Linked DNA regions of Mus musculus: region 1 is linked to region 2. The links are chromatin loops, found by intact Hi-C in ENCODE. Cell type or tissue: gastrocnemius. All regions are shown on one strand. Links, peaks and the distances in the headings refer to the core of each region. The heading gives the core; the rest is flanking DNA. Region 1 holds the start of Gm13481 (predicted gene 13481). Region 2 has its middle 170 kb from the start of Gm52576.

What was found. Peaks named below come from ENCODE experiments on the same cell type or tissue, not always from the same donor. Only the 100,000 strongest peaks of a DNase experiment are listed, where the experiment ranks them.
Region 1: it touches region 2 in a loop (2.7-fold over the local background); 2 of 42 quality-filtered maps call a loop at or near these places.

What each region holds. Positions count from the first base shown.
Region 1 is chr2:48,453,986-48,459,370 of GRCm38, forward strand. Gm13481 (predicted gene 13481) reads right to left here and starts at 3,280. Exons shown (of 6, transcript NR_166463.1): 1 at 3,128-3,280. In gastrocnemius, for the core only: a CTCF peak has its summit at 2,199; DNase peaks (open chromatin) are centred at 2,220 and 2,467; H3K4me3 peaks cover 758 bases; H3K27ac peaks cover 2,569 bases.
Region 2 is chr2:47,998,915-48,004,299 of GRCm38, forward strand. No RefSeq gene overlaps it. Among named protein-coding and RNA genes, the nearest start is that of Gm52576, 170 kb to the left of the region's middle. In gastrocnemius, for the core only: a CTCF peak has its summit at 3,054 (motif pointing right); a DNase peak (open chromatin) is centred at 3,059; H3K4me3 peaks cover 359 bases; H3K27ac peaks cover 352 bases.

The DNA.
Region 1 (5,385 bases), core at 73-5,072, 450 kb after region 2:
TAGTAAAGACTTCTGGCTTTGTAGGTCATAAAATCTCGGTTGCCGCTATTCAATTCTACCATTGCAATATGGAAAGTGAACATAGACAAATACATAAACTAATGAATGCCCCAGAAAAACCTTATTTATAAAAACATGCTAGACACTAAATTTAGACAAGTGAGTAGCTTAGTGCAATGATTAATATTGGATGTAAATTTGACAGGATATAGACTCAAGTAAGGAAGAACCCTTCTGAAGGTCTTGAGGGAATTTCTAGGTTGAGTTGATTGTGGTAAGAAGAATCACTCTAAATGTAGGCAGCATTATTCCATGGGCTGCCATCTGGGACTTAACAGGAGGAGATAGCCTGCTAAATGTCAGGACTCATGGCCCTCTGACTTCTGATTGTGAGTGCAATGTGACCAGGGAGCCTGTTGCATTGCTGTATCTTCCTCCCTTTCTTGTTGTGGACTGGGGCCTCAAACCATTGGAGCCAAAACCAACCGTCTCCTCTTCTTCAGCACAGCAATGAGCAAAAAACTGATTTCTGATTCAAATGTTTTAAAAACTTGCTTTTAACATCTAGTCCAATATTTGATTGACTTAGGTTCAGCACAGCAAACGATTTTAAAATACTTTATTCAGGAATAAAGTATAACTCCAGAATGAAACAAATGGTGATCTGTACTACAAACAGGCAAGGTATGATTTATTAAGGTCCTGAAAGTTGGAAATGATGTCCAGAAAGGGAAAACTCTATCCAGGGGGGAAATAACAAACACAACATAAATGTGGGTGTTCAAAAGAAAAGGTGTTCCTTGAAATACCAGGAGCAAGAAGATTCTGTTGTAACTGATCCTATCATTCAGGTAGGATTTCACAGGTAGAGGTGAAGGGAAGGAGCATTCCAAATAGAGGCATGGTGTGTTTCAGGCAGAGATGCAACAGCCTGCAGTCTACCGAGATATTCCACAGTTAGGCTGCAAACTATGTAAGTAGAACATAAAGTAAGCAGGGAAGAAGTAAAAGGCCGTGATACTAAGGATGATATCAGGGATGCCAAGCTAAGCAATTAAGAGTTCTACGCAGTAACAGAGAGAATAATTGAATGTACTGGAGAAGGGAAAGTTGTTGCTGGATCTTCACTGAGAATCAAAGTGAATCTATCAGAACTTACAGGAAAGAAGGAAATCTAACCGCAAAGCCTTCAGGAGAATGATGTTCAAGGTAGAGGGAGAAAGAGAGAGAAACATTTTCCCTTGGTGACATACCCAAACTACCTATAGGGCTTTCTAAATTGCACACTCTGACCCCAGAGATCTTGAAATGGCTTACTGTCCTTACTGTTCATAGAGAATCACGGTCTATGTAAACCATCATTATAGTTACCTGCGTGCACCATGGTGGTTAAAGTGGGAAATAAAAATATGTAAAACCCTGATAAGAGTGATGGGGCAGGTATTATCTTAACAAAATTGGTCCTGAAGAGAATCGAACAAATATGGCATCACCCCTAGAAAGGGTATCAATAACAGACCAAAGAAATGATTCCACACAAATCTAGTTTGGCAAACCAATGAGTTTAATTTGGGTTACAGGAGCATGTGCTACTGTAAGTATGGGTATATGGGTGGCTTTTCGCTTATGGAAACGTCTACCTCTGTGATGTTGTTAATTACTAATATATCGTTGAGGAAGGGACGTACCTAAGCTTCTCAGTCTCCTCCTGATAAGCCCCTCTCATGCTGTCTCTTGATTGCTCATCTAGGGATTACAGCTACTCAGAATTATCTGAGAGCTCGTGCTGGGGTGGTACAGTCAAGTCAAAGTGGTCTGGAGGGTCGAGCCAGTCATGCTGGAGAGCAGGAAAATAAAAAAATTGAGCTTATGAGTCTAAAGCTTGAAGATTTGAGACTCTAAGTAAAGACGGTAGGTGCTGTCCAAAAAGAAGAGATCTCACGGCTGTCATTCTGTGTCACCCTGAACTGATATTTAGAAAGAAGCTCAGACTTCAGAATTGCTCATATTTTGGAAGAAAAACCAAAAAATAGTTCACAAAAGGAGAAGAAAAAAAAAAAGGCACTGTCCAGATGCCAGGACACCAAGACTAAAGGGGACCAACAGAGATGAATTAGCTAAAATACCAAGGACTGAAAAACAGGCTTTTGGACTGAGGAACAATGCCACCACTCACTCCTGGGAAAAGAGCAGATGGGCTAAAGCAGAACACGGGCTGCAGGGGGTGGAGGCAGAAGCTGGGTGAGGAATTGCAAGTAGCAACTGTAAATCCTCTTGAGAAATTTGGGAGTGGCTTGTTCCTGGGCTACTATAAATAACAGGAATGCAGGAAGCAGGAAGTCAGAAGATGAAAGGGACATCTTAGTAACAGGAGAAGAGTTTGCAAAGGACAACATTTGGGATTAAACAGCCCCGAGGTTACAAGCATCCCGTGGTATGATGCGAGAGGCCCTTGAGATGTTTGCCACCCAAAGGTTGGAGGGTACTGGCTTTAATAGTAGGACAGCTGGCAAGCCATCAGTGTGGAAAGTAGTTCGAGAGCCCCTGAGTGCAAGTCACATGAGAAGTACATGACATGAAATAGCTTAAGCAGATGAGGCTTATATTATACAGAACCTAAAGCTATGAGAGAAAACACCAACTTTGATTGACATACTTATGAAAAGGGGGCCATGATAAAGCAGTGTGCTAATTGAAATAATGACTACATATTATGAGCAAATGGTAGAGACAACGTCTTTTTTTTTCTTTTTTTTCATCAGAGTGTGAAGGCAAAGCTGTATTTGGTCTATGACTCAGCAGTTGCTGGAGGTGGCTCTTGTTCCTTCAGGGAGCCCAGGAAGTGTCATCACCACTATACCCTAGTTAACCACAGGGACTCAGAGACCAGCTTGTCTCCGTATCTGTGTCAGGTTTCCATGTCCCAGCCAGCCCTGGATTTGTTTTAGCCAGTTCAGCCTTCTGAAAGCTCAAAGCAACAAAACAAAGTTACAAAATGTCACCAAACTATCACCTATGGACAGCTAGCTTTCTCTGTACACAAGGTCCCTATGCTCATGATCAGAGCCCAGCCCAGCAGAGCTATCACCCATGTCAAGTAACATGACCATAAGAAACAGAGACTCACCTAAAGTTCTTTCTTCTCCACTGCCCTCTTTCTGTTCAAATGCCACTGGCCTTGAAGTACATGAAACAGGGACTGCTTGGGACCAAGAATTCTGTCCTGCCCCAGAAGCAGATCAGAGAGCAGTCACCACTCTGGCAAGGTCGTTTCTGATGTGACGTGAGTCTGAGCTGTTCTCCAGTGTTATGATAAAAGCAAGTGCCTGAGGTGCTTTGAGAGACTTTGTGTCTGCATTGCTGACTGGTGTACAACTGCGCGTTCTAGGGAATCCTGTCTGCAGGCTCCACTTTCCTGGGCTCTCTTTCTTCATGGCTGCAAAGGCTTCTCTTCCTCATTCTTTAGTGTGAACCCCCAATAGGTAGTTTTTTTGGATCTTCTCACTTCACCAGGTCAGACCTAGGGGACATCGCCATGCCCTGAAACATCTGGACAGGCCTCAGTTGCATGATAAGGCAGGCCATGCTAGGTGATATGAGGGGACATTTCAAGATAGTCACATTGGCCTCCTGGTGCAGAATGAATTCTCTGGTCATTGAAAAACTTCCAACGGGGTGGTCTAAGCAGCTTAGCCACCATCTTGCTTATCTTTCACTATTTCTGGCAACTGTTATTTTTCCTATGACTAAAAATGTATCTTACTACTGACCTCATCCTTACTGGACCTAGCCACATATCTTCAGTGGTCCTTCTAGGAGGGCCAACAGTCTTACAATGGTCTGTCATAGACCTTTTTATAGTCTTTGGCAGAGTGGGAAAAAATAGTAAAATGACCATCCAATAACTGTGCATGGACCACCCAGCCAGTAGCTTAGAAAAAGAGCTCATTACAGATAACCTTTGACAGGCTCAGTGGACACTTTCCTATCCAATGTGGGAGAGATTTCCATCTGTGGAACCATTAGTACATGGCCCACATACAGCTCTGTCTCTTGGCTTCTGGTTCTCTCTGATCTGATTTGGTACCTAAATAAAGCAGAACTTGAAGCCCAATATACCACCACAGTATCTTTCAAATCCATCATTTTATGGGAAAAAAAATTTAAGCCTCTGCAGAGCAAAAAATAGCATAATTTCGTAAAAAAGGGAAAACAACAGATTGTCATTCATATTTGCTGAAAATATTTTCCCCAAAGAGTTAATATTTATATTACTTAAAAACTCATATAAAATGATAAGACAAAATGTCTCCTTCCAGTTATCATCAATTCCAGTTTGTGTGTGACATTGACTCTCCTCTTGACTCTGTCTTTTCATTAATGGATGCAGGTTAGAATCTCAGCACATGAGATGATTAGTTGCAAGTGGAACAAAGAAGTGATAGCAAATGCAGGAACAATACTTTCCAATACTCTAACCTCAATATAAGGAAACACAACGAAGAATTTTGTATTAAAAGAAAATAGGAGGTAGGGGATATGGTAATAGTCAATCCTACTAGATACCCTACAAACACTGACTAAAAGACATCCTTTGTCTGTTGAAGAAGACAGTGAAAGCACAGAGCCTTCCCACAGTCAGTAAGGTGTCAGGAAGACCACGCATCATTGGTCCATTCACTACACATGCAGTACAAACTGGGACATCCTTGGGAAGGCCATTGAGCAATATCTCTAAAGTACAAAATATTTACCTCCTTTGACCAAGTATGTCTATGCTAGACATTTTTCTTATATAAACAGACTGAAAGATAGTCAAACTAAACAAATGTTTTCTCTGCTACAAGATTCATTATAATTAAAAAAAAAGATCTGAAAACTATATAGTGTGCACTAGCAAGCAAAAGATTAATTTAATTATATAAGGTAAAAAGCAGATTCTGCAAAATCGCATGTGACTTGGGCTTACATTGTTATGTGTGTGTATAAACAAATTAAGAATCAAAACAAATTTGAAATAACTGTTGGGTCTCTGGGTACCATTTGCATTCGGACATCTTTTACTTTGCACTGACTGTGCATTGTTCCTTTAAGAAGTACCGTGACACCCAGCTCGTGACACCCAGCTCATGGTTTCCACCATGCCGCAGATGTCTCTTCACCACTCAGCTAGAGAAGAGGCTCACTTCCTAATGATCCTTTCAAGTGTTCCTCCTCCCACATTGCAGGCACCCAGACTATGCACCATTTACCAAGGACCCCCCCCCCCAATTTGTCCTAGACACTCTGCCTTTGGAGAAAATGTTAAGGGACCTGAAAACATTCCAAGTACTGTACTTGGAATTTTCATATTGGGTAATCTTTGCAGCCACCCACAGGGAAGGT
Region 2 (5,385 bases), core at 245-5,244:
ATACTAAAGACTCATTACTTGATCACAATTTCAAATAACATCTAGTATTTAGGATTTTACTTATGAATGAGCAACTATAGGGACAAAGAGTGGAATAGAGACTGAAGGAAAGGCCATCCATAGACTGCCCCATCTGGGGATACATCCCACATGCAGACCCTATTGTGGATGTCAAGAAATGCTTGCTGACAAGAGCCTGATACAGCTGTCTCCTGAGAGGCTCTGCCAGATCCTGACCAATACAGATGCAGATAACCTTTGGATTGAGCACTGGGACACCAATGGAGGAGTTACGGGAAGGACTGAAGGAGCTGAAGGGATCTTATCTTGCCATCAATGGGAGGGCAGGCCCTTGGTCCTGTGAAGGCTTCATGCCCCAGTGTAGAGGAATTCTAAGGTGGTGAAGCAGGAGTGGGTAGGTGTGTGGAGGAGCACCCTCAAAGAAGGAGGGTAAAGGGAGTGGGATAGGGGGTTTGTAGAGGGGAAACCAGGAAAGGGGACAACATTTGAAATGTAAACAAATAAAATAGCCCATTAAAAAAAGAAAATAAATATTCACATTTTTATCTAGCCATTTTAGCACTACTTGAGTATCCTACCCATAATATTATGTCTCAAGAATGGCATCACAAGCATAAAGAGCTATTTTGCTTGATAAGCATTAACTCATTGCTTTCCGTACCCTTTTTTACAATTGTAGTTCAGAGTCACCGAACTGCTACATAAGATGACTAATATTCATTTAAAACAAATAAAGCAGAGTTTGCTTTTAGTGCTGTTTACTTGAAATCCAAAAACCAACATTTTCAGCGAAACTAAAATTAATGGTCTCCTATTAATTTATTCATTGTTAACTCATCTTGGAAACCTTTACAAGTATAACAGTATTAAGCAGAACAAAGGGTTATAAATGAAAGCACGCATTTCCTTTCTTTTAAGGAACTTCAATATTTACACGTTAAATATGTTATTAATGTTATTAGTATTGGTTAAATTAGTTCCTTTAGCTATAATACCCCCGCCCCCAATCATCCTATCATCGTTCCTTTCTTCCACATTTCTGGATAAAGCATACCTCTTCATCTATACCAGCAAGGTACCTATGGATCATAGGAAACATAGAGAAGACAGACAGGACTTTCCTAGCTTCTGTGTCATTGTGGAATCCCCACCTGTTCCTTATAAACTACAAAGGAGAACATTCTGACTCTTCTTAAGGTACGATAAACCGCTTACCTCTGCTGAATATTTAATATATGCCCAACCCTCTGCTTGGGACTTGGGGTACACTGGAAAAGGTAATACCATGAGTTCTTACAATAGGATATTTTCATCTACAAGCTGCCAACAAACCAGGCTGCCATCTAAACGTACTATTTACAAGGTGTTTGGATCAGAAAGCCACTGTCTCAAGACTAAGGAATAAAATCTTTGAAGTCTCTCTGAGCCTAATGGAGAAACACCTTCTGGCCAGGAGCTAAATGTTTAGAAACAATTGAAAATAGATCCATTATCATTAGGATAAAACTAACCTGTGCACACATATTAAAGCATAAGAGCACCTCCTCAAGCACACACACACACACACATACGCACACACACACACACACACACACATGAATAATTGGTCCCTAATTGATGAGACTCTTTGGTAAGGATTTGGAGATGTGACCTTGTTAGAGGAAGGGTGCCTCTAGGGAGGGATTTGAGGTTTCAAAAGCCCAGGCCATCTCTAATTCATCCTCTCTCTCTCTCTCTCTCTCTCTCTCTCTCTCTCTCTCTCTCTCTCTCTCTCTCTCTCCTGCCTTCTATTTGCATATAAGTATATGAGATTCCTGTCCCCTTTTTTGGTCTCTTTTCTTTCCATTTCTTGTTTGTTTGTTTATTTGTTTGCTCTTCTTCTACTCCTATGTGTTAGTTTTTGTTGTATCTTAATTTATATTTACTATATTATATTATTTATAATCTCTAAATCATATTTGGTTTCTAATCAGAAACAGAAAGAGTGTTGATCCAGGTATATGTGGAGGTATGGAGGAACTGGTAGGCGTAGAGAAAGGAAAAACTATAATCAGGATATATTATATTAAAAAATTTTAATTTTCAACAAAAGGAAAATCCAAATAAATAAAACACTTAAACTTAGCTATTTCTTCAGCACCATGACTGCCTGCCATGCTGCCTGCCTGCTGCCTGCCTGCCTGCTGCCTGTAATGCTCCCTGACAGGATGGTCATGGACTCAACCTTTGAAACTATTAAGACCAATAAACTTTATTTTATAAGTTGCTTTGGTCATGTGTTTTTGTCTTAGCAACTAAAAAAATAACTAAGGTGGTATCCGTAACGCAGTGATTCTAGAACTAACATTTCCTGGTGCTCGCTGTGTTTCTCTGGATTAGTAAAAAGTGGTAATGACTATACTTAGCTCTTAGACCAAGGTGACGTATGCTGAACAACGGTTTAAAAAGTATAAGTCGACATAAGAAAATAGCCTTCTGGACCTTGTAGAACATTCTCAGGAGACAGTTCCCTGTATTGACTCTAGACAGGGAGTGTGATTCTCTTTGTTAATAGCCCCAACATTACCACAGCAGTTAATTTAAATTGCTTCTCTTTCATTTAAATTTCCTGAAGTTAAAATTCTAGGGGCAGATTCTAACATCAAATTCAGTTTTTGAAAAAGAGAAATACCTTTAAAATTAAATGACATTGTACTTAAAATATAGATGAGACAAAAATCACAAAATTAACATGCCAATAAATTAGTATTTAAAAATAAATAAATAAAGACTGGAATATTCCAATTCTTTGTTTGGCAAATAATGTTTTTTAGAGCCATTGTTCGCTGCTGTGAATAGATATATTGTGTTTTAATTCATTTGCTTTGTAAAATCATAAGACTCTGGGCATGTTTGAATTCACTATAAAACAGCCAATTCCCCAAGCCATTACATTTAGAGACTGTTATTTGATCCAGCTTTCATCCCTTCTACATTGATCTGTGTGGAAGAGCCTGAAGCTTTTGTCTTCCAAAGCCGATTGTAGTTTGCATTGTTTCCATTAGATGGCGCAGGAGATATTTTTAAGCACTCAACAAACAGGAACCTGTGAGATCTCTGTACTTGATCAACTACTATGTAAACATCAGCAATTCAAGCACCTTTGTAGAAGGAATCTGATTCAAAGTGTTTCCAGGGAGGAGTTATTTTATGACTTGTGAACCATCGTTCTTAAATGCACCAATAAGGTGACGCCACATCGCTGGCAATTGAACTCAGTTGTCTCTTGGTTTACAGCCTGATTTCTTTTCAAACCTGGAGAAAATAAACAGTTACAGCAAGTGTTGCAAAACATGTGGGAGGGGCACATTTACAATGAGGAACCGGGCTCGAAGCTAAAGCCCAAACTATATTAATCACACAGTTCTAAACTCTTCCCAGCTGTGCGTAATCACCAGCACTTGTTTGCAGTCCATACGTAGCTATTTTTGGCATTGCTCTCCCAGTCTTTCTACTCACACCGACACTTTTTTTCTTTGACTAATTGAGGGTAATATGTTTTTTAATACTTTGACGAAATGTAAACCTTGTCATGTCTAACTGGCAATGTTCCATGTGCCCATCCTTCTGATCATACATGTATGCATGCCTGCTTTTAGGGCTCCCTATGAGAATTGTATGGCTTTGGGCCTGTTCTGCTATTGTTAACCTTAAGTGTCTAATTTCCGTTTTCCTCTTCTGTAGTAACCTAAACATTGATGACTTCAGTCCAAGCCCCACTTGGAAAACTGTACCTGAGGTAAGCATCAGGCCATGTGGCTTTGCTCACAAGCAGACTGCTTCAAGTATTTCTCCAGCAAATGATGCCATAAGTGAAATGAAAGGGAAGGCAGAGGGGCTAGATTGTGAGTCCTATCTGTCTCCTTTAATGTGATCTATCAGTGATGAAGAGTGAGAGTGGAACTGTTATTTATATGCCACCCCATTACAACAGAAGTGGATGTTTCTAACATGAATCTAGGACTCGAGGTAAAACACCTTGAAGAACAGTCCTGTAAACAGAGTCTTCCTTCAGAGGATGTCGTGGATTCAAAACCGGGCAGAAGTGGTGAATGCCTGTAATCCCAGCACTCGGGAGGCTGAGGCAGGCAGATTTCTGAGTTCGAGGCCAGCCTGGTCTACAGAGTAAGTTCCAGGACAGTCAGGGCAATACAGAGAAACCCTGTCTTGAAAAACTTAAAAGAAAGAAAGAAAGAAAGAAAGAAAGAAAGAAAGAAAGAAAGAAAGAAAGAAAGAAAGAAAGAAAGAAAGAAACCAGAGTTTTGGTGGCTGTTTATGGGATGGATCCCCAGGTGCATCAGTCTCTGGATGGTTCTTCCTTCCAACACAGCTCCAAACTTTGTCTCTGTAACTCCTTCCATGGGTGTTTTGTTCCCCATTCTAAGGAGGAACAAAGTATCCACACTTTGGTTTTCCCTCTTCTTGAGTTTCATGTGTTTTGCAAATTGGATCTTGGGTATTCTAAGTTTCTGGGCTAATATCCACTTATCAGTGAGTACAAATCATGTGAGTTCTTTTGTGATTGGGTTACCTCACTCAGGATGATATCCTCCAGATCCATCCATCCATTTGCCTAAGAATTTCATAAATTTATTGTTTTTAATAGCTGAGTAGTACTCCATTGTGTAAATGTACCACATTTTCTGTATCCATTCCTCTGTTAAGGGACATCTGGGTTTTTTTCCAGCAGACACCGTTGCATATACCAGCAAGATTTTGCTGACAGGACCCTGATATAACTATTTCTTGTAAGGCTATACCAGTGCCTGGCAAATACAGAAGTGGATGCTCACAGTCATCTATTGAATGGAATACAGGGCCCCCAATAGAGGAGCTAGAGAAAGTAACCAAGGAACTAAAGGGGTCTGCAACCCTATAGGAGGAACAACAGTATGAACTAACCAGTACCCCCAGAGCTCGTGTCTCTAGATGCATACGTAGCAGAAGATGGCCTAGTCAGCCATCATTAGGAGGAGAGGCCCTTGGTCTTGTGAAGATCATATGCCCCAGTACAGGGGAATGCCAGGGTCAGGAAGCAGGAGTGGGTAGGTTGGGGAGCAGGGCAGAGGGAGGGTATAGGGGACTTTTGGGATAGCATTTGAAATATAAATGAAGAAAATATCTAATTTTTAAAAAAAAGAAAGAAAGAAACAAGGGGATTGGAAGGTGAGCTCAGGTGGCTTGCTTAACTTGCTAATGAATTGGAAAAGCATGAGCAGTGAACTCTGTGAGGTTTTTATTAAGTGTAAACCTGTGTCTATCAGAAGTCTTTCATGGTAATCCCAATGGCAGATTTCACTTCGCACAATTAACATGGCTTATCAG